3 separate regions of the Homo sapiens genome follow, and all the other regions are linked to region 2. The links are chromatin loops, found by intact Hi-C in ENCODE. Cell type or tissue: mammary epithelial cell. All regions are shown on one strand. Each heading gives the region's core, and the rest is flanking DNA. Links, peaks and the distances in the headings are about the cores only. Region 1 overlaps MED27 (mediator complex subunit 27). Region 2 overlaps NTNG2 (netrin G2). Region 3 has its middle 76 kb from the start of RAPGEF1.

What was found. A loop is a pair of places that touch in the nucleus more often than their neighbours do. Peaks named below come from ENCODE experiments on the same cell type or tissue, not always from the same donor. Only the 100,000 strongest peaks of a DNase experiment are listed, where the experiment ranks them.
Region 1: a loop joins it to region 2, with 5 times the contacts of the local background. A loop is called at or near these places in 2 of 110 quality-filtered maps.
Region 3: it touches region 2 in a loop (3-fold over the local background); 2 of 110 quality-filtered maps call a loop at or near these places.

What each region holds. Positions count from the first base shown.
Region 1 is chr9:131,949,630-131,957,629 of GRCh38, forward strand. The region is part of intron 3 of MED27 (mediator complex subunit 27); the gene reads right to left. Among named protein-coding and RNA genes, the nearest start is that of MED27, 130 kb to the right of the region's middle. In mammary epithelial cell, for the core only: a CTCF peak has its summit at 4,878 (motif pointing left); no DNase peak of the experiment used is centred there.
Region 2 is chr9:132,232,125-132,240,124 of GRCh38, forward strand. It overlaps NTNG2 (netrin G2), which reads left to right. Exons shown (of 8, transcript NM_032536.4): 6 at 6,980-7,147. Among named protein-coding and RNA genes, the nearest start is that of NTNG2, 74 kb to the left of the region's middle. RefSeq lists an enhancer at 7,600-8,000. In mammary epithelial cell, for the core only: a CTCF peak has its summit at 4,442 (motif pointing left); a DNase peak (open chromatin) is centred at 4,407.
Region 3 is chr9:131,811,201-131,821,779 of GRCh38, forward strand. No RefSeq gene overlaps it. Among named protein-coding and RNA genes, the nearest start is that of RAPGEF1, 76 kb to the left of the region's middle. RefSeq lists enhancers at 2,490-2,990, 5,670-6,171. In mammary epithelial cell, for the core only: a CTCF peak has its summit at 5,498; no DNase peak of the experiment used is centred there.

The sequences.
Region 1 (8,000 bases), core at 1-8,000, 280 kb before region 2:
AAAACAACTGAGAAATCTTTTAGTAGTGTAGTAACAAAATGAAATCAATTGATGGTTTTCTTTCTTCCCAGTCATTTGGTAAATATTCATGCAGTGCCTAAGTGAGCTCAGGGATGCAGTGATGACTAAGGCAGTCTCTGCCTTCATGGGGTTTCCAGTTTCTTCAAGGCAGAAGGCTTGTCTCCAGAGAAACAGGACAACCAGGTTAAACGTCCTGAAGTTCTCCTGCTGGGTTTTTGATTTTGTGACTCTCAATTAATGTGCAAAGTTGGCAGGAAACAGGGAGGAGTGAAACAGTGAATACTTGCTTTGCATTTTATTTTATATTAATAACTAAAAATATTAATATAATTAATAATTTCTAAATTTCTGTTCTTCTTGCATTACAAATTTACTCAGGTATCTTGTGGGTCCTAGTTTTCCCTAAAACATTTAAGCAACATACTAAGTTTGGGAAAGAATTTTAATGTCACTCAACAGCTACCTGCTCTGCATGCCCTTACATCTTTACGAGAGAGAAAAAAGAAAAAAAACCCCTAATAATAAAACACCTGTGTTGAGCTTTCCAGCAACACCAATTAACAACGGTTATTAAGTCAGCCATTTCTGTCAGATCTGGTGAAATGACGCTTGGAGCTCAGATAGATGGTGAACTGAGATGCAACAATTCACATGGAGTTAAAGCAAAGCAACCTGTGGGCGGCAGACATTCAACCAGGAGCTGGCGAGGGCAGATGATGCCTGCCTTCCCACATTCCAATGGCTTTCCCTCCCGTGCCCAGGAAGGGCTGAGGACTGTCGCTGTGGCACCTCTTGGCAATGCTCGGATGTGGTGACTGCTTCCAGTTACTCAGTTTGCCGCACACGTGTAGAACCATTATTTCATTTCCATTTGATTTTTTTAACGTCCCTGAGAATCTACATGGTAGATTTCACAAAAAGAAACGCCAAAGAGAATGATCACAATCACTGAACGACTTGTTCTAGTCATAACCATACATTAAAGCAAATGCACACTCAGAGTCAGAAACAGTCAACACATCTGAGGAAACCGCAGAACCCCTCCTGGGACAAACACGCTATTTGTATGACAGTAAGTTTGATAGTCATTCATCAGACAATCAACTCCTTGAGGGGAGAGTCTGAGGCTCACGTCTTTAATTCCTGCAATAATCCTGCACATAATGCATACTCAATAAACATGTGGTGAACGGGACTGATTTAAGTAGACTGAATCAAAGAGAAATAAAGATCCCAGAGTAAACACAACTTTGTTCTGTAATTGTTTCTTCTACAAGTAGTAAAAATTTCTTAATCACAAAATGTCATCCAACAAAGTGAACAGACACAGTGAAGTTGTGCCCTTCCTCTCCCCTTTACTGAGGGCATTACTGTAGGGCAGCTGGGTTATAAAGCAGGACTGAGATGATGACAAACGGAAAGTAACTCACACAAAAACAGACCTTCCTGGGCGAGGTGCCTCGGCTGGAGCTCCAGATTTTCCCACCTCAGGACTCATCCCCCAACCTCTTAAGTGAATTGCTTTCGGGTGTCTACTGAACAGAACCTTCAGTAGAGAAGCCTTCTCCAAGGCCCTCAAATGCACACCAGACAAGTGTCATCAATCACGGTATCCTTGCCCTGTCCTTCATAGTACACATCACAGTCTATCTCACACATGTGGGGGAATGACTGTTTATTTGTTTACCTTGCCCACTAGACTGAGAACTCCACAGGGGGAAGGCACAGGCCATATTTCTCCCTGCCATCAGCCCCCAGCACACTGTCCAGCACACAGCAGGCTCTCAACAGACAACTGATAAATGAATCTTGCACGTGGACTCCTTACAACTCTATTCAGCACAACAGAGTCTGAAGCTGGGGCTTAGGAATCACAGGGACCTAGATGCTCAAGTTCTCACAGTGCCCTCATCTTGGACAAGTTACTTTAACCTCTCTAAGCTTTGGCATCCTTATCTGTGAAATAAGGTAGCATCACTATCCTCTTCACATAATCATTATGAGAAGTAAAGGAGTGAACACAGCACATAAAGCACTTAACACAAAATAGGCAAATAATGGTATTAGCTGTTCCTTTTATGTGTACAAACATTGTCTTTTTCTGCACAAAAAGGTTAGGAACTTCTGTTTGTGTCTACAGAAATACAAAGCCTCAAAAAGTTAATTGCAGTCATGAAAACACCTCGAAGCATGAGCTTTAAAAGCAGGGATGTTCTTTCAGGTTTCTGGTTCATTTTACTACATCAATGCATTTCAGTTAGTAAGCACAGTTCTTTTCATTATTTTTCTAAGAAGGCCAACGAGAGAGTGGACAGACTGTTCATATTTGGCATGATCCTGAAATGACCTAGTCAGGAAGTGAGCTGGAGTAAATGGATCTGGCTTCTAGAACAGGGACTATGCTGGAGAGCTTTCGTTTGTCCCTCTGCCATCCCGCACTGTGCCCCAGGAGGCTGGCCTACACACAGATTACATCAACAAGCCTTTTTCCTCTCTGGCTTCCAGCTGTGTTCTGACCAATACTAGGCACTGGCCGGAGACTCAGAGGGCAGGAGAAGCACGAGGCCAAGGGTCCTTGTCCTTGAGGGCTAGCTGTGACAACTCAGTAACAGCAAAACACCAATTTCTCCAATCCTACAGCAGGAAAGGTCTGGTTCATTCCACTATTCAGCAGAGGCACCAGCAGCAGAGGATAACAGGGACATGGACTGGGGGGAAGCAGAAGTCACCCATGACCAATGACATCACAGACCTTGTTCCTGGCGGCAGGGGGGCAGCAGCAGCTATGTTTCATGTTCACTGTTTCTCCACCCCCTGCCCCACTACCTTATGTAAAGAGCATTGGGTGGGAAATGACCAGAGCCTTCACCCTCTCCAGACCCACCCTCTCCACAGTGGTCTGTGCCCCAAAAAGCTGACCCACGTGGACTGCATCCATGGGCTCCTTTGCCCTCTGGCTGAGTTTGGCCAAAGGGAGATGTGGAAGGTGGAAAAGCAGTGAGGTCAGGGTATTTATCCTGCCTACAAATTCCCCAGGAACTGGCTACAACCCTCATCATAGCTCTGTCAGGATCCCTCTCCACGCAGCTCTCTCTCTCACTCTGGGCTGCAGTAAGTATGCCCTCCTCTTACCCCTGGGGGAAGGATAGTAACAGCTCCGCCCATGGGCACTAGCCCAGGTACTGCCCTAGTCCCTTATGGGTTCCTTATACCCTGCCCACACCTTTGGAAACAGTCCCTTTATTAAAGTCTCCTCAATCTGGAAATCGTTCCCTTAGACAATTTCTTCTCAGAACAAAAAGTTCTTCCTAAATAAAACACATGACATTAAAACCAACCCTGCTAGAGTAAGAAACATGGTAAATTGAAGAATATTTAAACCAACTGAAGGTAACAGTGATATAAGTATTCTAGATTAGTAATGAAACAAAATTTACATGCGCTCTGCTTAACTGAACAACATTCATTTAATAATTTTCCCCTGGAGTATTTTAACTGTGGATGCGGCTAGTTTAGAAATTCAAGACATCCAAACAGGATAATGGAAGGATCTGCCTCCCTGAGAAACAGGTACCCCAGTCTGGTTTTCTGCTGCCTCTCTTATTTCCCCTTCCTTCCTAAAGTGCCCTGGCACCTCCAAACTGTAGCCACAAAGTAGTCCTTCTCAGGCCACTGCAAAGTTTGCTTTTTCCTTTAAGTTTACTGTCAAGTTCATATTTGCAGGTGTGAATTTGCACAGACTAACAGTTTCCAAAATGTCATACACATAAAAGTGGTTTTAGGTGATATATGGATGAACATTTTTCATTTCAATATCTGTAGGTATAGAACAATATACAACTAGTAAATAAAACCTGTGATTTCATAGATAGCATTGCTCAGTCATGGTACCACAGAGGCTAGGCTTTAAAAAATTATACAAATATTATACAAATTATAATTAAAATTACATTATTTAAGAATATTAAAAATACTATACAAATAATAGAACAGCTGGCCAAAGGTTATGGCAAAAATTCTACAGTTGGTTTGCAAATGACTGAGTTTAGAAACACTATCTTACAGTAAGGCAGGTAATTAAACAGCTTCGTTCCAAAAGGGTTTTGCCTTGTTCGTAAATTGTGGGGTTTTTTTTCCCCCACTCTAAATAAATCTTCACTTTTATATCTTTTTTTTTTTTTTTTGAGATGGAGTCTCTGTCTGTCACCCAGGCTGGAGTGCCAGTGGCATGATCTTGGCTCACTGCAACCTCTGCCTCCCGGGTTCAAGTGATTCTTGTGCCTCAGCCTCCTGGGTAGTTAGGATTACAGGCCCCTACCACCACACCCGGTTAATTTTTGACAGGGTTTCGCCATGTTGGCCAGGCTGGTCTCAAACTCCTGACCTCAGATGATCCGCCCGCCTCAGTCTCCCAAAGTGCTGGGTTTACAGGCATGAGCCACCATGCCCAGCCTTTTTATCTTTTTAAAAAAGTTTTCATGCATATATTTGCATATATTGAAGAAGGAGAAATGGACAAGCACCCTAGGAGTGGCCAGGGTGTTTAGGTAAGCAGCACCACTAAGCAAGGGCTGCCAGTGATCAATCAGCTGGGAGCTGACCACACTGGGATGCATGTCTGGGAATGTGTGATGTGAGCACAGGAGGAGGGCCTCCTTGATAGAAAATGTCTTTCCCACAGCCAGCAGCATGCACGCTCAGTGGCTCCAAAATCCCTTTTGCCCTTTTCAAAGGAGTTAAAAACCACACCAGAACATACTTCTCTCAGTGGAGCCAAATCTAGGAGTCTACCTGAGACAGGTGGATTGATGCTTGCAATGCCCTGAACAAACTTTTAGAGGGTGCCCTCTACAGGTTTAAGGTGGCCTCAACAAACCATTAACTAGCCTCAGCTGTGATCTCCTGAAGCTGAGAAGTCTTGTGGCAGTCTTTCAAGTTCTGGCAGAAACTCTTTTATATTGTATATCAGAGGAGAAAGAAAGTGAATCAATTTGACCCCTCTGCTCATCAATGCTACCACTGACCCTCTGAGCCCTACTACCTATTTCTCTCCCATAGCATGCCACCCCAAAGAAACTCCTCTGCCCAGAGAAAGGGGACAACTTCAGGGGTGAACGAAACCCATTATTTATAAGCAAGGAAGGTCATAAGAATTATTATTATTTTTTTAAAAGCTTAGAAGGATGAGCTCATCCAGAAGACATAACAATCCTAAATGTGTATGCTCCTAAAAAATAGTCAATACCACGCCTCTCTCAGTAATTGACAGAACAAGTAGACAGAAAGTCAGTAAGAATACAGAAGACTTGAACAGGGTTAACCCAATGACATATATATTCTATATCCCAAAACAGTAGAAGGTACATCCTTTCCAAGTGCACCTGGAACACTCACCAAGACAGACCATAAGCCGGGTCTCGAAACATGCAGAATATGTTCTCTGACCACAACTGAAGTGAAAAATAAATAACAAAAATATAACATAAAGAGCCCCCATATATTCAGAAATTAAACACACTTTTAAACAACTCACGGGTCAAAGAAGAAATCACAAGAGAAATTAGAAAATACCTTGGGCTGAATGATAAAAATATATTAAAACGTGTGGGATGCAGCTAAAACCATGCTCAGAGGGAAATTTATAGTTTTTAAAAGCCTATATAAGAAAAGAAAAAAGACTTGAAGATCAAATATCTAAGCTTCCATTAAAAAAAGAAAAAGAAGAGAAAATTAAATCCAAGGTAAGTACAAGGAGGCAATAATGTGTGTAAATCAATGAAATAGAAGACAGATACAGAAAAATCACCAAAACCAAGAGCAGGTTATGGAAATAAAAATCAACAAAACTGAGAAGTCGCTAGTTAGACTGATCAAGAGCAAAAAGAGGGAAGATAATTTATCAATATCAGGAATGAATGATGAGACATCGCTCAGATTCTAGAGGCATTAGAAGAGAATACTATGAACCAATCTCTTCGACAGCTAGACGAAGTGGATGTCTTTGAAAGATGTAAGTTATATAACTGACATGAGAAGAAATAAACATCTAAAAAGCTTTACATCTATTTTGCTAAAAGTGAATTTGTTATTAAAAATCTTCCCATGAAGAAAACTCCAGACCCACACAGATCCCTCAGTTAAATCTATCAACTATCTAGGGAAGAAATAGTATCAATCATATGGAAATTCAGAAAACAGAGAAAAAATATTTCTCAACTCATTTAATGGATCAAGCATTATCCTGATACTGAAACTAGAGAAAGACACTACAAAAGAAAAAGAAAGTTATAGACAATACTCTTCCATGAACAAAGATACAAAATTCCTTAATAAAATATTAGCAAATAGAATCCAGCAATATATAAAAAAGATAATATATCATGATCAAGTGTATTCCAGAAATGCAAAATTGGACTAACATTCAAAAATCAACCCATGCTGTGTTCTAGCCATACCATGAAATATTACTCTGACACCTGCTAAAGGTATGAACCTTGGGGAAATTACGCTAAGTCAGAAAAAAATAAATACTGTCTGATTCCACTTTTAGGATATACTTACAGAGGTCAAATCCATAGAGACAGAAAGTAGAATGGTGGCTGCCAGGAGATGGTGGAGTGGGAATTGGAAGTTACAGTTAGTGGGCACAGTTTTAGTTTTGCAAGATGAAGAGTTCTGAAGATGAATGGCGGTGATGGCTGCACAAAAATGTAAATGCACTTCGGGAGGCCGAGGCGGGCAGATCACCTGAGGTCAGGAGTCTGAGACCAGCCTGGCCAACATGGCGAAACCCCATCTCTACTAAAAATACAAATATTAGCCAAGCATGATGGCAGGCGCCTGTAATTCCAGCTACTCAGGAGGCTGAGGCACAAGAATTGCTTGAACCCAGAAGGCAGCAGTTGCAGTGAGCCGAGATCACGCCACTGCACTCCAGCTGGGTGACAGAGTGAGACTCCGCCTCAAAAAAAAAAAAAAAAAGTGAATGTACTTAATGCCACTGAATTGTAACATTTAAAAGTGGTTAAATTATCTGTTATGTGTACTTAATAAGAATTTTTTAAAAATCAATCCATGCCATGTAACTTACCATATTAAAATAAAGGAAAATCATTTGATCACCTCAATAAATGCAGAAAAAACGTTTGACAAAATTCAACACCCAATTGATGATTAAAAAAAAAAAAACACATACACACTTTCAGCAGAGTAGGACTAGAAGAGGGCAAAAGATCTGAACAGATACTTACTTTGTAACAAGGACATGCCAATCTTCAGGCCAGTAAGCACCTAAAAGGAGGCTCAACATCAATAATCAAAGGAAAATGCAAAATGTACTTGGCCTGCACTAGAATGGCTAAAATAACAAGAACTGGCAATATGAAATGTCGGTGAGGATGCAGAGCAAGGAGACGTCGCATTCGCTGCCGGTAGGAGTACAAAGTGGCAGAACAACTTTGGAAAGCTGTTTAGCAGTTTCTTATAGAGGTAAATATACACATACAACATAAGATTCAAGAATTCCACTCCTAGATATTTGCCCAAGAAAAGTAAAATGTTATATCTACACAAACACTTGTACACAAATGCTCATAGCAGTTTTATTCTTTTATTCTTTTTTTTTTTTGGAGACAGGGTGTTGCTCAGGCTGGAGTGTGCGGTGATGTGATCATAGCTCACTGTAGCTGCAATCTCCCGGGCACAAGCAATCCCTCCGCCTCAGCCTCCTGAGTAGCTGGGACTACAGGTGTGTGCCACCATGTCCAACTAATTTTTTTTATTTTTAGTAGAGGTAAGGTCTCTCTATGTTGCCCAGGCTGATCTTGAACACTTGAGCTCAAGCGAGCCTCCCCCTTTGGCCTCCCAAAGCATTGGGATTACAATGTAGCATGAGCTACAGACCATGTGCCTGGTCCAGTTTTATTTTTATTACCCCCAAAACTAAAACAACCCACATGTCTGTAAACAGGTGAACAGAT
Region 2 (8,000 bases), core at 1-8,000:
GGCAGCGAGGCCATCCTGACATGCAGCCAAAGACTGGCCTTATCTCCCAATGGTGCTTCTGCCTCCGTGGTCCCTGGAGCCCCGCCCACACCCTGTCCCCACCTGGCCCCCAGGGCCTCTCTGTCCTTAGCCCCTCAGCAGCACACCGGTGGGATGGATGGAGCAGGGTTAGCCCAGAAAGCAAATGTCTCTGATCAGCAGGGCAAAGGGAGCCTCTGGAGCTGAGTTTGGACACCGTGGGCTGCTGGGAATGTGGAGGCTGTGTGTGTAGTGCAAGGCCAGGCCAGGGCCAGACGTCCTGCCCCCTCAGGGGTCTGCCACAGACAGGCATGGAAACCTGATTCTCGCTCCCCTCCAACGGAGGGATTCACGTGTATTCAAGGCTGGGGGTGCTGGAGTGGGCCTCTGCTCTCACCTGGACTCACCTGGGGAGTATCCCTGCACTCTGTGCAGTGCAGGTGCCAGGGGTCTGAAAGGATTTATCCTTCCCAGAGGGCACCAGGAAGACGATGACCAAGGGGAATTCTTCCTGGTCCCAGCCAGGGAGGGGTGCTCCAATAGCCTGCCACACCCTGTCCCCCGCCACCCTGCAGGGAGGACCTGGTGGGGACTCCTGGCCCCTTGGGTAGTGCCCTGGCCCTCCATCTCTCTGATCCAAGGAGACCTGCCCCACTGATCCTTCCCCCTTGGGGGGTGGCATTTCTAAAGGGCAGAGTCCCCTCCATCAGCTCCTGCCTCGGCCTGTTGCTGGGTGGACACTCAGGCTCCCCAGACAGGGGCAAATGCTGAGAGAAAGACCTCCTCCTTCCTAGGCCATCCAGAGCAGCTCCCCTGGGGGCAGCACACCCCACCTCTTTCTACATCCTTCCTTTTCTGCAGGAGGCATTTACAGGAGGCAGGGGCTAGCCAAAAGATTGGAGGATTTCCGGGAAGCCTCCTGACCCAGGAATCCTCTTTGGGGTGGAAGACATGGGTCACTCTGAGAATTCTGGACTTCAGACATAGGTTGGCCCAGCCACAAGGGACCTGTGCTTTGCTGCTGAGCCTGTGGTGGGCAGACAGAAGCAAAAACAGTGGTGGTGGGTGCTGTGCCTGTCTCCAAACAGGGGTTTGGCTGGGAGGCCAGATACTCTCCATATCACATGTGCAAGTGCACACATGCACACACACACATGCATGCACACACACAGGCATGCACACGCACATGTACACACACACACACACAGAGGAATCCATTTGCAGAGCTGCTTCTGACTTGGTGCCAGGGCAGCCGTGGGAGGCTGGGCAGATTGTGCAAAGTTGGGAATTAAAGAGGAAAAGTCAGAGGCCAGAGTGGGAAATGCAGGGGAGGTGAGGGTCCCCAGGACCCCCTCAGTGAGCAGAAGGCACACCCTCCCTCTCGGCAAGACAGTGCTGCTCTGCACCCTCAGCCCTGTATCAAGAAGCAGGACATTAGGGGAGGAGGTGGCTCCAATGTGACAGCCAGTGGCCCCTACAGCCCACATCTAGGGGCTCCTCCCTCCTCTTCAGCAACTGAAGCCCCTGTCCAGAGCCCCCATTAATGAAAACGATCATTGCAGTAGCTGAGGGTGAGTTCTCCTGGGCTGTGCTCGTATCATTGTATCATCATATCATTGTATTCTGGGCTCACAGCTCCGTGAGATGGAGGCTGTTATTTTCCTAGTCCCACAGGTGAGGGGATCGAGGCTTAGGAAGAAGCAGCTGGATTTTATGATATGTAAATTACACCTCAATCAAGCTGTTTCAGAAGAAAAAAGGGGCAGCTGCTCAAGGTCTCAGAATTATGGAGAGGCACGGGCAGGATTTGAACTCAGGGCTCGCCAACTCAGCCACCCAAAGCTATTGTCCTGAGGCCTCCAGGGGCTATGAGGTAGAGCTATCTTTTTTTTTTTTTTTTTTGAGATGGAGTTTCGCTCTTGTCGCTGAGGCTGGAGTGCAATGGAGCAATCTCAGCTCACTGCAACCTCCGCCCCCCCAGGTTCAAGCAATTCTCCTGCCTCAGCCTCCCGAGTAGCTGGGATTACAGGCACCTGTCACCATGTTCAGCTACTTTTTGTCTTTTTAGAGAGACAGGGTTTCACCATGTTGGTCAGGCTGGTGTTGAACTCCTGACCTCAAGTGATCCACCCGCCTCAGCCTCCCAAAGTGCTGGGATTCCAGGCGTGAGCCACCGCACCCGGCCAAGTAGTGCTGTCTCCAAGGCCTGGCTTGCAGGGCTTCCCAGTTCCAAAGGAGCAGACCGGGCTTCCATGGGGCCTTGGCACAGCACACAGGCCATGGCGAGAACTTGCTTCCCACACACCTGAGTGTGTCCCTGGGCAGCCAAGCCAGGACTCTCTCCCTCCCCAAGACCCTGGTCCCTGAAAGATCCTGAATACCCCCGAGTGCCTCCCAACAGGTGCTTCGGGCTCTTTGAACAGAGTCCAGCTGGGCCTCTGAACTCCTGGGCCAGATGTTTCTCCCGCCTGCCAATGTCAAGCTGTCTGGAGGACAGCGCTGCGGGCGGAAAACGCCGCTGGAGACACTAATCCTTTCCTGGGCTGGGCCACGGAGGATGGAGGGAGACAGGCTCTGAAGCAAATGCCTTCAGGGCTGGCTTTCTCATGGCTCTAATTAAGCCCTTGCCAATTTGGGCCTGGCGGCCTCATCTTCCCACTGAACATCATATTAAAGTCAATTCATGTCCAAAGCTCCCCGCTCCCAGCTGGAAAGTCTTCCGCACTTGTTAGCTGGTAGCTTTTCCTTTTCTTTCCCCACAGCCACCGTTGTGTATAATCCCTTCAAGAAGCGGAAAACAGCAGCGCTCCCCTGTCCCTCTGGGTTTGTCCTTTGAAATTTGGGCACAGGGCAGTTCTTTGCCAGCCCTGCCTGCCTGCCTTGCTGGCTGTGTGTCCCGTTAGTCTACGGGCTGAGCGTTGTGTCACTGGTTCATGCTGGGGTCCCTGGTGAAAATGGGCCAGGCCAGGGGTCAGGAAGGTAGAAGGGCAGTGATCAGGGAAGCAGGTCAGATGCTGGGGAAGGCTCCGGTCCCTGGATTGCGGCTGGACAGGAAGGACACCTTCCAGGACACTTCTGGACACATGTAAGATCTTGGCCGGAACACATGTCCCACTTCGCAGCCATTAGCCAGAGACATCAGCTCAGAGAGGTCTGGGCCCAGAGGCGGGACCTGGTCTAGCTCTGTCCTTCAGTCAGAACGGGGACGGCACAGGGAGTGTAGAAGGGTCTCGCTGAAGAATATGCAGATTCTCAGGCATGGGTTCACCTCTCATCTATCGGGCTTTAAGTCTGCATGTGCCCTCCACAGGCTGAAATAGTGTAGATGCTGCCTATGTAGTAGATTTGGACCCAATTCCTTTGGCCAGTGTAGACAGAGCCTCTCCTTATAGTGCTGCTGCTTCTAAGGGGCCTGTGGGGTGCGGGGCTGTGATGCCTCAGTATGTACCCAGCTTCCCTCAGCACCACCCCCTCGCATAACTTGGTTTCTTCTCTTCTTCCCCCCAAGAGTGGACCAGGCCATCTACGGCTGCCCCTCTCTCGAGCAGGTGGTCCCAGGTGGCCTCCCGTGCAGAAGGTATGGGGGGGCAAGGCCTGTGATGGGCCTGAGACCCCGGGGAAGCGCCCTCTTAGACTCGTAGGCCCCTCCCTCTGTAGTGGAAGTAGCAGGTGTGCATGGTGGGGACCTGAGGTTGGAGGGGGGCCGCAGGAACCAACTGAGGGCACGGGTGTAGAATGTCGGTGCCTGGGGAGCTCTAGGGCACAGTGGTGAGGGAGCGGCCTGGTAGAGCAGGTCTACCAGCTCTGCCCCCAAGCTCACCTGCTTCAAGAGGTTCCATGTGGCACCCCCACGCCAAGCCCTTCCACCAGCACTCCCTCCGAGGGCTTCGGAGTCTGGTAGAGGCCCCGCCTCCCACGACAGGAACCCCCCTCTCCAGCTGCCCTTGCTCACAGGACACCTGGGCAGTTGCTGGATCAGAGAGTCAGAGGGGGCTTCCTGCAGGAGCGGGGGCCATGAGACCTCGGAGGGTGGACTGTGGTGGGTGAAGGGAGAAGGCAGCACATTCCAGGCCGCAGGGCCAGCCGGGGCAAAGGCTTGGCAGTGGGATGGCAGGGAGCCTGACAAAGTGGAAAATGTGTGGGTTAAAGGAGGGAGGGCGGGGTCCTGGAAGACACTGACATCCTCCTGCTACGTGGGAGGAGACACAGGGCTCATCTGTAGCCATAGACAGACATGCCAAGGAAACGCGCAGGCCTGCCCGACTCTCCAGAAGGGAAATTGTCCCTGGCCCCAGCTCACCAAGCCTGGGTGGGGAATTAGGGCCTGAGGTCTAGGGAACAGGTGAGCTGTTCCTTCCAGCTCACATGTTCAAATTTCCTCCAGCCCCAGCTCTGAGCAGCGAGCAGGGCTTTGAGCGCCCTCTACTGGCAGGAAGCTCTGGCGCTGGAAGCATGTTTAGAGAGGGTCTGAGGCTCGGTTCCTAGAAACCTGGAGGACCTGGGCCTGGTGTCCTCTGTGGTGATGGAGACAGAGCTGGCGGGAGCCATCGCTTCCCTACCCTGGGCCAACCAGGGCACCACAGACCCCCAGAGGGAAGCCAAGGTAGTGACGATCCCGGGACAGTGGCCTGCTCACCCACAGATAGGGCGTTGGGGTCCCAGCGGGATTCTGGGCAGTGGAAGGCAGGTGCCGTCCGTGTTCCTGGCTTGACAGCACTTGCGAGTGGGACTCCAGGGACAGCGAAGGATTCACTTCGGCTGGAGCAGGAAGAGTGTTTCAGAAAGGAAGGGAGATGCCAAAGTCCTTAAATGCCAAGTTTAGTCTCTGGGTTTGATGCTCCAGGAAGTTTGGAGAGGCGGTGGGGAGAGCAAGAGACGGGCGTGGTGTGCAATGTGATGTCAATCTATCTAAAAACAGTTTGGCTTCCAAGAAGGTCTTAGCAGGGCGCGGGGGTGTCAGGGGTTACAGAAGTCATTTGGAGGATTAATCCAGCCAGATGTGTCCATGGTCTCAGAGAGGGGACCAAGGGCAGGGCTGATTTGCAAGCTTGGGATGTGCTGTGTTTCCTTCAGGAAGGGGCCCCACCTCCCTGGGCTCTTCGAGGAGAGGGGCTGTGTGATTTGAGGCCAGAGGGGCCTCTCCCTCCCTCACATCTGAGCAGGCGACAAGGCTGCCTGCCCTAGAGCTGGCCCAGGGCGGCTCGGAAGCCTTTGCTGGGCTCTTCCCTGGGCAGTGGGACCATGACAGACGAAAGAACCTGTTTCTCATCTCTCCAAGCTGTGGGCACCCCTGCCGCTGCCCCTGCCCCTGCCAAGGGCTACAAACTTTTCCAGCTCAAGCCCAAATCTCCTCAAGTGATGCCTATTGAAGAATTCCAAGGTAAGAGGATGGACCTGGGGCCCCATCAGCCCTCCCTGACACCTGTTCCCCATCCGCCGCTGGAAAAAGACGGTGCAGGATAGAGGACCGATGCCTGGCTCCGAAAACCCTCCTGGAGTAGCTGGGTCAAGGTTAAACTGAGTCTCTCTTCCCTACAGGCCTCCCTCCCCAAGGGAGCTGGGAGCAGGTATGAGTCAGAAGCCAACTTGGGCACAGTGGGCAGGCCACACAGCAGGCAGAGCAGATGCCAGAAATAGCCCATCCCGGCTCCCCTGGGAGGTGTGGCCCTGGGGCTCGTGTTGGTTGAAGCAGAATCTGGGACACACGGGTCACCGATGCTGCTCTTTGGGACACTTAGAGGATGCCTCATCTCCTCATTATCTCTGGAGGGACAAAGTGAAGGGGGCAGGACTAGGTGGCCCACAGGTGGGAGTGCCCACCATCTCTCCTGGGCACAGGCTGTTTCTCTAGTCTCCCATGCCCTTGACCACTGGGTCAGTCCCTCATCCCATCACAAAAGGGAAGCTGGGTCCTCTAGAGATACACAGATGGTGTTTCAAGAGGGTGGCCGTTGTCCTTCCTTGTTCGGGGGCAGCCACATTGGCTTTCTTGCTGGAGGGTGGGTGGGTGGGTGAGTACTGTGTCCCTTCGTAGGAACATCAAGGGATGCCCCCCCATTCTTAGGGATGGTGACCTTCCTCACCAAATCCTCCATTGACAATGTGGGATTCACCTCCAATCCCTGAGAGCCTTGCCCCAGGCAGTCACGGGCTTGTCTGGTCCTTGGAGCGGAGCTGGTTAGGCAGGGGTCAGCCTGAGAACCACGTAGGGGTGGGGTGCAGGAGGCGGCAGGACATGGTGGTGGTGGTCCTTGGTATGAAACCATGTGCTTCCAGGAGCAGCGAGTCAGAAGCCGGGCCAGGACCAGGGGGAGGCATGCAGGTTCCCAGGGCTCCTGCTTTAAAGTGGCACTCACTCTTAGCATCCTGCAAAACAATCAAACTTGCAGAAAGCTCAGGCTAATAAGAAAGGGTCTGGCAGGTGGGCGTTTTCCTCCCAGCCATCTTCCAAAGCAGCATGGGCAGGAGCTCCTGGCCCATTGCATCTTGTCCAGCGTCCATCCATGCATTCATCTACCCGAGGATACCACGGCGAGCGCCGTGAACCCAGGCGTCGCCCTCCCCCAGTGCACAGCCAGGTGGCATGACCCTGCCCTCCTTGCATGAATCACTTTCTAATCACCCCGGCATGTGGGCATCCTTCAGCGAGCGCTTGGCCCTGGTGCCCAGCCAGGCATTAGCAGGAGCTGCCCACTGGCCCTCCCTGGTTCCCTGCCCACAGGGCCAGGTGGGAATCCCTGGGCTCAGCCTACTCAGGTTCTCCTCTGGGCTCAAAGCAGGGAGGCCTCTCTCTTCCTGAATCCGATGGAAGGGTGGGAGGCCTAGGGCACCTTCCGGTACCTTTTCCAAAGATGCCTTCCTCCGTCCCTGCATGACCTGGGGTGAGTCCTTCCTCGCCCTGTCCCTCAGTTTCCCTGAATGCTCGCTGACCATTGGTATTTCTCCCACTTGGCCGGCCCAGACTGCGAATGCTACGGTCACTCCAACCGCTGCAGCTACATTGACTTCCTGAATGTGGTGACCTGCGTCAGCTGCAAGCACAACACGCGAGGTCAGCACTGCCAGCACTGCCGGCTGGGCTACTACCGCAACGGCTCGGCAGAGCTGGATGATGAGAACGTCTGCATTGGTGAGAGGGCACGGACACGGCACAGGGAACTTGCTGGAATGCGTGCAGGGTGCACTGCCCTGCGAGGTGGCCTCTGGGGCCCCCTGCATCAGAATCACCTGGGGAGACTGTGGGAATTCTAACTCCAGGGCCCTCTCCAGTTGAGCATCTCTAAGGACAGAAAGCTCCAGAAACTGCTCTATTAGTAACCTACCCTTGCGGTTCTCCGGTAAGTTTTGCACTGGAGTTGCAAAACTTACCAGTGGCCCTTCCCTCTCTGGGCAACTGGAGGGGACACTGACCCTTCCTGGCTCCAAAGAGCTGTGACTCTGGCAGGTGGCAGGCACTCAGTGGCAGAGGCCACTGAGCATCTGTCTGGGGCTGGTGTGTGGGGGGGTCCCCCTCCATAGCTCCTTTCCAGAAAGGTGGAGGAGCAGCCTATCCCTCCTCCTGCAGGGGCCCAGTTGGGGGCCAAAAGATCGCCTTGCTGCGTGCATTTGTGCAAGTCCCTTCCCGTTCCTGGGCCTCAGCTTCCTCATTCATCAAATTGGGAGGCAGATCAGATCAAAGGTTTTCAGCTCTTTTTTGTGGCTGAAGCTTTTCTTCAAATGCTTTACCAGCCCAGGTCCAGCTATAAAGCTGCTCTTCACCCCTGGTGGGCACCCAGTCTGCTTTCTTCCAAGTTCTACTCAAGGACTGGCTTTTGGGTAGAGAAGGAAGTCCATCAGGGCCCTGGGCCTGGGCAAAGACCAAAGCCATGACCGCCAACCAAAACGCACCAGCCTGGAATGGTTGCCCCTGTCGTCAGTAGAGGCCAGGTCTCGGCCTCAGGGGCTGTCCCCCAACCCTGCCCAGCCAGGCCCCTTGGGACACC
Region 3 (10,579 bases), core at 1,386-9,385, 420 kb before region 2:
AGAAGCACTGGGCAGAACATGTAGCTATTAATGAATGTGCTTATCATGTCAACGCCTCCCCACATGCAATAGCCCATAAATTCTGTTTTTCTTTTTTCTTTTTTTTTTTTTTGAGATGGAGTCCTGCTCTGTTGCCCAGGCTGGAGTGCAGTGGCACAATCTCAGCTCACTGCAACCTCTGGCTCTCAGGTTCAAGCGATTCTCCTGCCTCAGACTCCCAAGTAGCGGGGATTACAGTCTCCTGCCACCATGCCCAGCTAATGTTTTTGTATTTTTTAGTAGAGATAGGGTTTCACCATGTTGGCCAGGATGGTCTCGAACTCCTGACCTCAGGTGATCCGCCCGCCTTGGCCTCCAAAGTGCCGAGATTACAGGCATGAGCCACTGCGCCTGGCCAATTGCCAATAAATTCCAATGTTTTTAGGATCAGGCCCGCCATCCTCACCACGTTCCATCATAGCCTCATCTCATGCCTCCCTGTCTGGAGCCACTCTGACCTGGTTCCCGGAGCCCTCCGTGCTCTGCCTCCAACCCCGAGGGCCTTTGCACTCACAGTCCTTTCTGCACAGTGCTCTCTCCTCCCTTACCTCAGCTGCTGGCCTCTCTCTATGGACACCCTGGGGATCGGATGTCAACCCCAGCCCTCCCTGACCCCGGGGCCGGTCCACGCTGCTTCATCCTGGGTTGTCACCAATGCTCACCCCTTTCCCTCAGGGCGAGCTTTGAGCCTTGAATGCCACCCGGTCTCTCTAAGATTGCTTGATTCATGCCTCGTCTGCCCCACCTGACTGTAGGACCCACTGGAACAGGGATGTCGTCCCCCTTTGTCACTGTTTTACCCTGAGCCCAGCACAAGGCTTGGCTCATAGAGGCTCCCACGAAACTGTTCTCACCTGAGAGTGACCCCGAAAAGTTCAGGACACTGGCATGGAAAAGGCGACTGCTTCTCACGAGGCCAGAGTCCCTGACTTGGAATTCAGCAGTTTAGAGAGGGTTTCCAGACCCAGCCTGAATTCACATTTTCACTCTGGCGCCATTGGCTGGCTTAGCGGGGACCTTGAGAAAGCTGAGTTAGCTCTCCGAGCAGGTGTTGTCACCTATTCCTTGGACAGGGCAGGGGGAGGAGTCGCTGAGATGACACAGCACACAGAGCCCTTGGCACAGATCCTGGCACAGGGGGTGCTTAGTGGCCGGTGGTGGGGGAGGCAGGGCAGCGGTTCTGAGGCCTGGACACCTCTCATCTCTGGCTAGGGGTCAGGTGAGGAATTTTCCCTGGCTGCCCCAAAGCAGCAGCTGCCCGGAGCTGGCAGGGCGGGTGAGGCCCTGCAGAGACCTGGAAGGCGTTCGGGCCACGGGCTGCAGGCACGGTTGGCAGCAGCGGCTCCGCTCCAGCCTGGTGACCTCTGCGAGGAGCTGCCTCTGCTCCCCTCTGGCCACTCTCTGTCCACAGCCAGTACAGCCTTCAGGAAGAACGAGGAGGACTGGAGTCCCCACAGGACGTCAAGCCCTCCCTGTGCCCGGGCTGCCGGCACCTGCCCTGAGCTTCCGCAAGACTGCCCTTTTCCCCTCATCAGACCCCGATAAGATACCCAGCTGCACGTTAACCAGCCGCACTGTGTCCAGTGGCTCACAGCACTGGAGACTCAGTTTCCCCAACCCTCATCTGTAAAGTGGAGATAAGAATTCCTGCTGGATGCAACGAGAAGATGTTTATAAAATTGCCTGGCACAAAATAAGTCCTTAATAACGCTAGTTCCCTTCTCTGTTCCCTGTACCAGCTGCTTTTCCCCTGAAGTGCTCTGTCCCCTCCATTGTAGAAGCAGAAGTCTCTCCCTAGTTTTGGGAACGGATTTCAAACTCCTTCCCACAGAAGAGTTGAGGCACACAGTGGGTTCTCCCCAGTGGGAGGCGGTATTCATTAAAGAGTAGGCTTCGGCCAAAGATATCAGGCAATGATGGTGATATTTCAGGCATTGAGATTTTGAGGCTGGGGCTGCTCTGCCCGTGAGTCACTGGCCTCTGACAAAGGATGAGGTGGCAGGAGGAGGTAGCCAGACCATGCGATGAGGCGTTCAGTCCCAGCTTCTCCACTGCCTAGCGGTGTGACCTTGGCTGGGTCTCCTGACCTCTCTGAGCTTCCTGGTCTGTAACATGTGGGTAATAATCAGTGGTAATTCCCACCTCCCAGGGGTGTGCTGGGGATTACGTGGGCTCTTCCTGCAGCACAGGGCTGACCCATGGCAAGAGTTCAGGGCGTCACAGGTCCTGCCGTTGTTTGAGACGGAGTCTCACTCTGTCACCCAGGCTGGAGTGCAGTGGCAAGACCTCAGCTCACCGCAACCTCCGCCTCCCAGGTTCGAGCCATTGTCCTACCTCAGCCTCCTGAATAGTTAGGATTACAGATGTGTGCCATCATACCCAGCTAGTTTTTGTATTTTTAGTAGAGACGGGGTTTCACCATGTTAGCCAGGCTGGTCTTGAACTCCTGACCTGAGGTGATCTGCCCGCCTTGGCCTCCCAAAGTGCTGGGATTACAGGCGTGAGACACCGCACCCAGCCCTGCTGTTGTTTTTCTTTTCATCACTGACAGTTGGCAGTGTGTTTGGCCAATTCATCAGCCCCAAACCCTCCTCCCCAGCAGCACAGCTGAGGGAACGCAGCTCAAGGCTTGGGGAGGTGCAGACATTTCCAGAATGCTAACAACCTGATTTCTTTGAGAGCACACCTCATGTTTGGCCTTGGACTGGCTAGCTGTGTTGGTGGCTGGGTGGGCTTCCAGCTTGGGGAGGGAGGCCCCGTGAGGCCGAGGGACCCCAGCAAGACCACTGTGTCCCAGAACCTCTGTTTGTTCATAAGTGAAGCTGCTGTCTCTCTGGGCTGCCTGGCGCTCTCGAGGGCCTGGCCAGTGAGAACAGAGAAGCCCAGGCCACAGCATCAGGGATGGGGCTGGAAGTGGAGAGGGCTGTGAGTGGGAGGCCTTTGGACATGCAGCGTCTCAAGGCCATGGGAGGGTAGGGTTTCCTGGACCTGCCCGCAGGGGAAGTGACCCTGGCCGACCTGCCCGCAGGGGAAGTGACCCTGGCCACCCTGCCGCTCAGTGTGGGCGCTCCTGGCACTTCCCCAGAGGTAGCTTCTTAGTGCTGTTAGGTGGAGGGTGCTGGGAAGCCGGTCCAGGCCCCCCAAGCACAGACTGAATGGGTTGCCTGGTTCCCCAGGTTCCTGAACTGGGGGCAGTGGGGCCACCTGGGTTGATACCTGGGAGGAGGGACCCCCCTGCTGCCAGACCCCAATAAGGGGAGCAGGGCTCCGCCAAGACAGCTGAGAGCGCCAGGCTGGAGTGGGACTCTGAGACAGAACTGGGCAAGAAAGCATCTCTGTCCCCAGCTCTCCTGCCCACAGGAAGCAGAAAGGCAAGAAAGCCCCAGTGATGTGGAAGAGGCAGGCAGGAAGGTGGGGGAGACCCCTGCCCTGGCCAAGGCATGAGTGAGGGAGGGGGGTGGCTGTGTCCCCATCACACTCCATCATAGCCAGGGAACAAGCTCTCCCCATGAAAGCTCCGGGCTTCCTCTCCCCTCCCTGGATACCATTTTCCCATGGGGTTTGCTGCCATCCTGGTGGGAAAAGTAATTAGGTGACCAAGTACCCAAAAGTAATTAGGTGATCCCATCCCAGGTGGAGCTCACCCCTCTTCCTCCAGGAAGCCTTCCTGGATTACCCTCACCCCCACTGAGCACCCTTTATCCCTCTGGGGCCCAGTCGCCCCTCAGGCGGTTGCCATGGGATCCTGTGGAGACACAGGGGAAGGGGTCAGTTCACATCCATGGAACAGCAAGCCCTTCACGGCGACCCACTCAGCACCGTGAACTCAGAACCATCCAGTTCTAAGTTCCTAGCAGCATCCAGGTAGCTTCCCAAGTTCCCAGTCAGCATCCACCAAGGGACCAGCCCTTCCTCTGCATGAGTCAGCTGTACTGAGGACAGGGAAGGGTGGGCAGAGGGTGGGAAGAAGCTTTGAATCTTTCTCTTTGGCTGATTCAGCAGCATCAATGACATGAGATGGCTCTTCAGTAGGCTACAGTTAGAAAACGGCAATGCGGGTCAGCCATGGTGGCTCACGCCTGTAATCCCAGAACTTTGGGAGGCTGAGGCGGGTAATCACTTGAGGTCAAGAGTTCGAGACCAGCCTGGCCAACATGGTGAAACCCTATCTCTACTGAAAATACAAAAATTAGCTGGGCGTGTTGGCACGTGCATGTAGTCCCAGCTACTCAGAAGGCTGAGGCAGGAGAATCGCTTGAACCTGGGAGGCAGAGGTTGCAGTGAGCCGAGATCGCACCACTGCACTCCAGCCTGAGCAACAGAGCAAGACTCCATCTCAAAAAAAAAAAAAAAAAGAAAAAAGAAAGAAAACAGCAACATTGCATAGCATTTTTCGAGCACTTCTTGCAGGCCAGGGACAAGGCTAAGTGCATTCTGTGCATGCCCTCCCTGCGTTCTGACCGCATCTTTGAGATCACTTACTGTTCCCACTGTTTGGTCATGGAATGGGAGGCTGAGAGGCTCGGAAATGGCCCGGGGTCTCGCGGCTGTAGCAGGAGCTGGTGCTTGTCAAAGGCTACCTGTGCCCCTGAGAGGGGAGAGCACTTGAGCCCAATTTAATAACCAGTCTCTCTCCTACATTCATCCCCATTCTACAGATCAGAAAACAGGGGTTTTGAGTTCAACAATCACCTGGAGATATCACGAGGAACCAGGGGCTGATATGGAGCTACAGCCCAGGTTCCTGATTCTAAATCTGGTCCTCCTTCTACCCTAAATATTTCCCTGACTCACTCCCATCAGTCATTCTCGCTGCCGTGGGCTAAGAAGGATTCAGAAGCCATGCTGGGGATCGATGGGAATGAGCACGGGGATGGATTAGCAATGCCTGCCAAGGGCGTGGGCAGGGGAGTGGCAGACTGCCTGCTACACGTTGCCATCCTGCATGATACCCTGCTGGCCTGGAGCTGATTGACGCTTTCCTGCCCCAGCAGTTGAGAAGTCCATTTATTTCCCTCCAGGGGCCTCACAGACCCATTTACCCCAGAGCTGTGGGTCTGGGGGATTCAAAGAGAGACCTGGTGACTGTGACAGCCTCTGGAAACCTGAGTCGACATTGTCTGCTGGGCATTAGTGGTGATGCCCCAGGTGCTCAAGCCTCTCTGCACTCTAGGTCTTAGACTGAGCCACTGGAGGGAGGAAGCTGGGGTTTTTAGTAAACCTTTCTGGAGAATGTCTTTTGGAGCTGGTCTGTATTAACCTGGAAGAATTCCCCTGGGCTCTGAATCCAGAGGCGGGGGTTTGGGGGGCATTTGGAATCTACTGTATCATTTTCCTAAGAGCCAAGTGAAACGCAAGCTCCAGCTGCCGCTGGCTCCCAAACCGCAAGCTCGGGCTCGTTCTGTAGCTTGAAGTTGCAGTAATAAATTTTCCCCTGTGAAACCTGCGGAGGCGCTTCTCATCTACTCTCCGTGGTTGCAGCCCAGGTTGTTGCAATAGTAAGCGCATACTGCATGTGAGTTGCAGAAAGAAGGGAACAGATGGTGAACACAACATTGCACCTGGGTACTAGTTAGTTGTGTTGACCACGTGGGTTATAAAGACTTCATCTCAGAAGTCACTTTGCTACTTCTGTTGGATATTGGACATTATCGTACAGGTTTGAGGAATGGTGAGTTCACAGACTTCATCCAGAGTGGTGAAATCTAGAAGCAGAAATGAACTAAAGAGTGAGAAAGGAGAGCGATGGTAATGACAGTCAGAGTGCTAGGTGCCGTGTGCCGAGGGCTGTGCGAGGCTCGGTGCTGAGTGATGCTTTGTGAATATTCCAGTTAATGTCCACGACAACCCCATCAATGGGGGCTTAGGCCTATGCTGCAGATAAGGGAGTGGAGGTCCAGAGAGGTTATATAACTTGCCAGGGTCACACAGCCAGTAAGAGGCAGAGCTGAGATTTGTGCAGCTGGCTTCTAAAGTCCCATCAGCAATGGGTTGGGCTGCCCGACTTTGCTGTGCAGAGCCTGCAGTGCCAGCCTGTGTCAGCAGAGAGCCTGGAGAGGCCCTCTCTCCCTGGAGGGGCATGGGCTGGGCAGGGCTTCCCAGTGGCTTCCCTCTGCTGGTCTTGGAACTGGACCCTGAGCCAGGGTGAGAGCCAGCTTTCCCCAGGAGGTTTTAGATTTCTGAATTGTCAGAACCCTTATTCATTTATTTATTTTTTGCGATGGAGTCTCGCTCTGTCACCCAGGCTAGAGTGGAGTGCAGGGGTGCCATCTCGGCTCACTGCAACCTCTGTCTCCCGGGTTCCAGCAATTCTCCTGCCTCAGCCACCTGAGTAGCTGGGATTACAGGCGTGCACCACCACGCCCGGCTAATTTTTGTATTTTTACTAGAGATGGGATTTCACCATCTTGGCCAGTCTGGTCTTGAACTCCTGACCTTGGTGATCCACCCACCTCCACCTCCCAAAGTGCTGGGATTACAAGCGTGAGCCACCGTGCCTGGACCAGAATCTTTATAATGTGGCAAACAACAATGGCACCTGGATCTACTGGCGGCACAGTGGCGTCTGGCTTCTTGGCACGATTCCAAATCACAGCTGGGAACAAAGACGTCCTACTGGAGGCCTCTTGGGGCCAGGAGAAGGGGTCTTGGAGATAACCCAAGTCACAGGTCACAATGTCAACTGAGTGGCGTATGGTAAGCCACAGCCACGCCCCATCTTTTTGTCCCCAAATGTTTGTGTTTACTTTTATTTACGTATAACTGACATAATAGGAAATATGTATTTGTTCTCTGCCCTGGCTCTTGGCTCCTGGCACAGAGCTTCTAAAACCCTCGTAATTTCCTGAGTGATGAAGTGATGGCAGCATCTTTTGTTAATAATATTTAATAATATTTGGTCTTGTCCCCGGTTCCTGATCCAAGAGCTTCTAAGACCCTTGGCATCTCTGGAGTGATGAGTGTCTTTTTATATGCTAATGAGATGACTGGTGGCTGGGGGCCCCTAGATAGCTTCAGGGTGGGGGCTGGTGGCCACAGGAACCAACCGTGAAATTGGAGGGCTGGAACATTCAGCCCCCTCATCTCTGAGGAAGGGAGAGGGGCTGGAGATTGAGTTAATCTCCAATCCTCATTCACGCCAATGGAATGGAACCTCTATAAAAACACTCAACACCGGGGTTTGGAGACCTGGGTTGGTGAACACACGGAAATGCTGGGAGGTTGCCGTGCCCAGAGCGGGCATGGAAGCTGTGTGCTCCTCGCCCATGTCTTGCCAGATGCAGCTCTTCCAACTGGCTGGTCCTGAGTCGTGTCCTTTATAAAAACTGGTAAATGTAAATGAATGTTGCCCTGAGTTTTATGAACCATTCTAGCAAATTATTGAACACGAAAGGGGGTTGTGGGAACCCCCAATTTATAGTCAGTGGTTCAAAAGTACAGGAGGCCCCAACTTGGCCTCTGATGTGGGGTGCAGTCTGTAGGATTGTGGGGTCTGCGCTAACTCTGGGCAGCTAGTGTCAGAATCCAGTTAAATTGCAGGACACCTGGTCGATGTCTGCCAAGAACTAAAGAACTGGTTGGTGTGGGGCAACCACACCAGACATCAAACCACATGTGATGTCTGAAATGTTGGGAGGATTTAGAAAGACAACTATTTCCCTTTAATAACACACGCAGTAAATTGCCTGTAAGTGTCCAGAGTATATGAATGAGTGAGTGCCCATGAATGGATGGATTTTCACAAACTGGTCCCATGGAACCAGCACCTTTGAAGGCCCCTCGTGTCTGTGTCTGTGCTTTGTATAAATGGGATGACACACGTGTACCCTTTGGTGTCTGGCTTCTATTTCTCAGCATACATTCGGGAGACTCATCCACGTTGCTGTGTGTTGAGGTAGATGATTAATTTTCCTTGCCGTACAGTATTCCAATGCGTGAGAATACTACACTCTGCCCATTCTACTATTGTTGGGCTTCTGGGTAATTATAAACAGTGCTGCTATGAACATTCTGGTGCATGGCTTTTGTTTTCCAAAGTGTTGTTCTCATTTTCCTCCCACCAGTAGTGTAAGAGAGGTGCATTGCTCCACATCCTCACCAACTTGTATTATTATTTTCTATCTTTTTTGTTTTAGCTTTTCTGGTGGGTGTGTATTGACATTGCACTGTGGCTTGTATTTGCATTTCCCTGTTGGCTAATGAAGCTGAGCCTCTTGTCATATGGGGTATTTTTCGGTTCATTTGGGAACCCTGTTGGCCTCTCTGCCTATCCAGGCCCATTTATCTCCTGGGATGTCTGTCTTTTTCTTACTGGTTTGTAGGCACGTTATAAGTATGAATCCTTATATTGCATTAATTACACTGTACAGATGACCTTTTCACTCTCTTAGTAGGTTCTTCTGATGAATAAACATTCTTACTATAGTCCAATTTATTTTTTTTATGGTTAGTTTTGTGTCCTATTTAACACATCTTTGCCAAGTCCAAGATCACAAAAGTGTAATGCTTTATTGTAAATGCTTTATTGTTTGTATTTCACATTTAGATCTAGAATCCACCTGGAATGGATATTTTGTTATTTGTGAGATATGTTTGTTTTGTTTTGTCATAGAGACAGGATCTTGCTCTGTTGCCCAGGCGAGAGTGCAGTGGCATGATCACAGCTCATTGCAGCCTTGACCTCCTGTGCTCAAGCAATCCTCCTGCCTCAGCCTCCAGAGTAGCTGAGACTACAAGCACCCACCACCGCGCCTGGATAATTTTTAAACTTTTTAGAGATGGTATCTCACTGTGTTACCCAGGCTGGCCTCAAACCCCTGGCTCCAAGCAATCTTCCTGCCTCAGCCTCCCAAAGTGCTGGGATTACAGGTATGAGCCACCATGCTTCGCCTTGTGAGGTATGTTTTTGAGATGACCCTCTTTTCCCCATTTATGGCTGGGTTGCCCTGTTGAGTACACTGTGGGGAGGGGAGGTCTCTTTCTGGATTCCCTCTGTTCTATCGGTCAGTTTGTCTATTCTTGTGCCAATCCCACACTGTCCTAATTACTGTGGCGTTTTTTTTTTCTTCTGATGTCTTGTAGTGTGAGTCTTTCAGCCTTGTTCTTTGTTCTCAAGATCTTCTTGGCTATTCTTGGCCCAAAGCTTTTCTATATGAATTTTAGGCTCAGCTCGTCAATTTCCATGAGAAAGAAACCTCCTGGGATTTTGATTGAAATTGCATTGAATTTAGATATTCATTAGGGGAAAGCGATATGTTTACAGTATTGTAGTTTTCCAATCCGTGAACATGGTATATACCTCTATTTGTTTAGATCTTTGTTAATTTATCTCAATGGCATTTTGCAGTTTTTAGTGTAGGTTGCACGTCTTCATTAGACTTCTTTCTACTCTCAAACCTACAGCTAATTTGCAAGAATGGAACAATGAAGACTCCTAGACCTACTCACCTGCCTTAAAGATATGCTATTGTCCCCCAGAGAGGTGGCAAAATGGTTTGTATTTTTGTCTTAAGCCTTGGACTTTTAAAATCCTGGATTTTGATGTGTGTGCAGAAGAGAACTAAGATAGCGTGCTTGAGACCGCTCTCCTTTAAAAGGCCTGCTTGCAAGAGTAGCCTCTGACTGGCATCTGGGAACTTGGATCTTGAGAGAGTTGCCACCATTCTCTAACTTTGCTGTGCTGCTTTGCTGTGCCTGAACTGTTTGCACACAAAATGGGGTTTATGCAGAACACCTGCTTGCCCTCTGGAGGTCTGGAATTTTGTTTCATGCTAGATAGAGAATGCTATGTGACCAGATCTCCATAAAAACCCCAGGCACTGAGTCTCTAATGAGCTTCCCTGGTAGACGACACTTCGACTGTGCTGCTACAACACGTTGCAGGAGGAATTGCTCCCATGAGACTGCCCTGGGAAGGAACCCTTGGAAACTGGCACCTTCTTGCCTGGGACTTTGTCCAATGCACCTTTCCCTTTGCTGATTTTATTTTGTGTCCTTTTGCTGTAATAAGTCATAGTTGTGATACAAAGAGTATGCTAAGTCCTGTGAGTCCCAGTGAATCACTGAACAGGAGGTAGGGGTGGTGTTATGGACCCTTGACACAGTGTGAAAGCTCCAGATGTTTTATGTTGATTCAAAATGAAAACTTCTGAAGCTCACATGAATCGTGTCTGTAGGCCAGACATGGCCTACGAGCAGGCACTTTGGGGCTTCAGAGTGAGCTCGAGCCCCTCACTGGACAGGGATCAAGTGAGGCCTAAGGTGGGACTTGCCCCCTCCCAGGTGCCCAAGCTGGAAAGAGGGTCTGGGCTTCCCAGGCCAGAGCTGCTTTCAGGAGAATGTACCTGGTGGAAGAAGTGGTGGAAGGAAGGAAATCATGTCTTGGTTTCTGATGGGAGAAGGTTTTCAATCTATGTTGTGTGAAAAAGCAGTTGGTACAGAGACTCTGTACCCATAACATGATTTTATTTCATAGATAGGATCTCTATATCTCAGCCTTAGAAACAGGGAAATTCTGACGCATGCTACAACCTGGACGAAG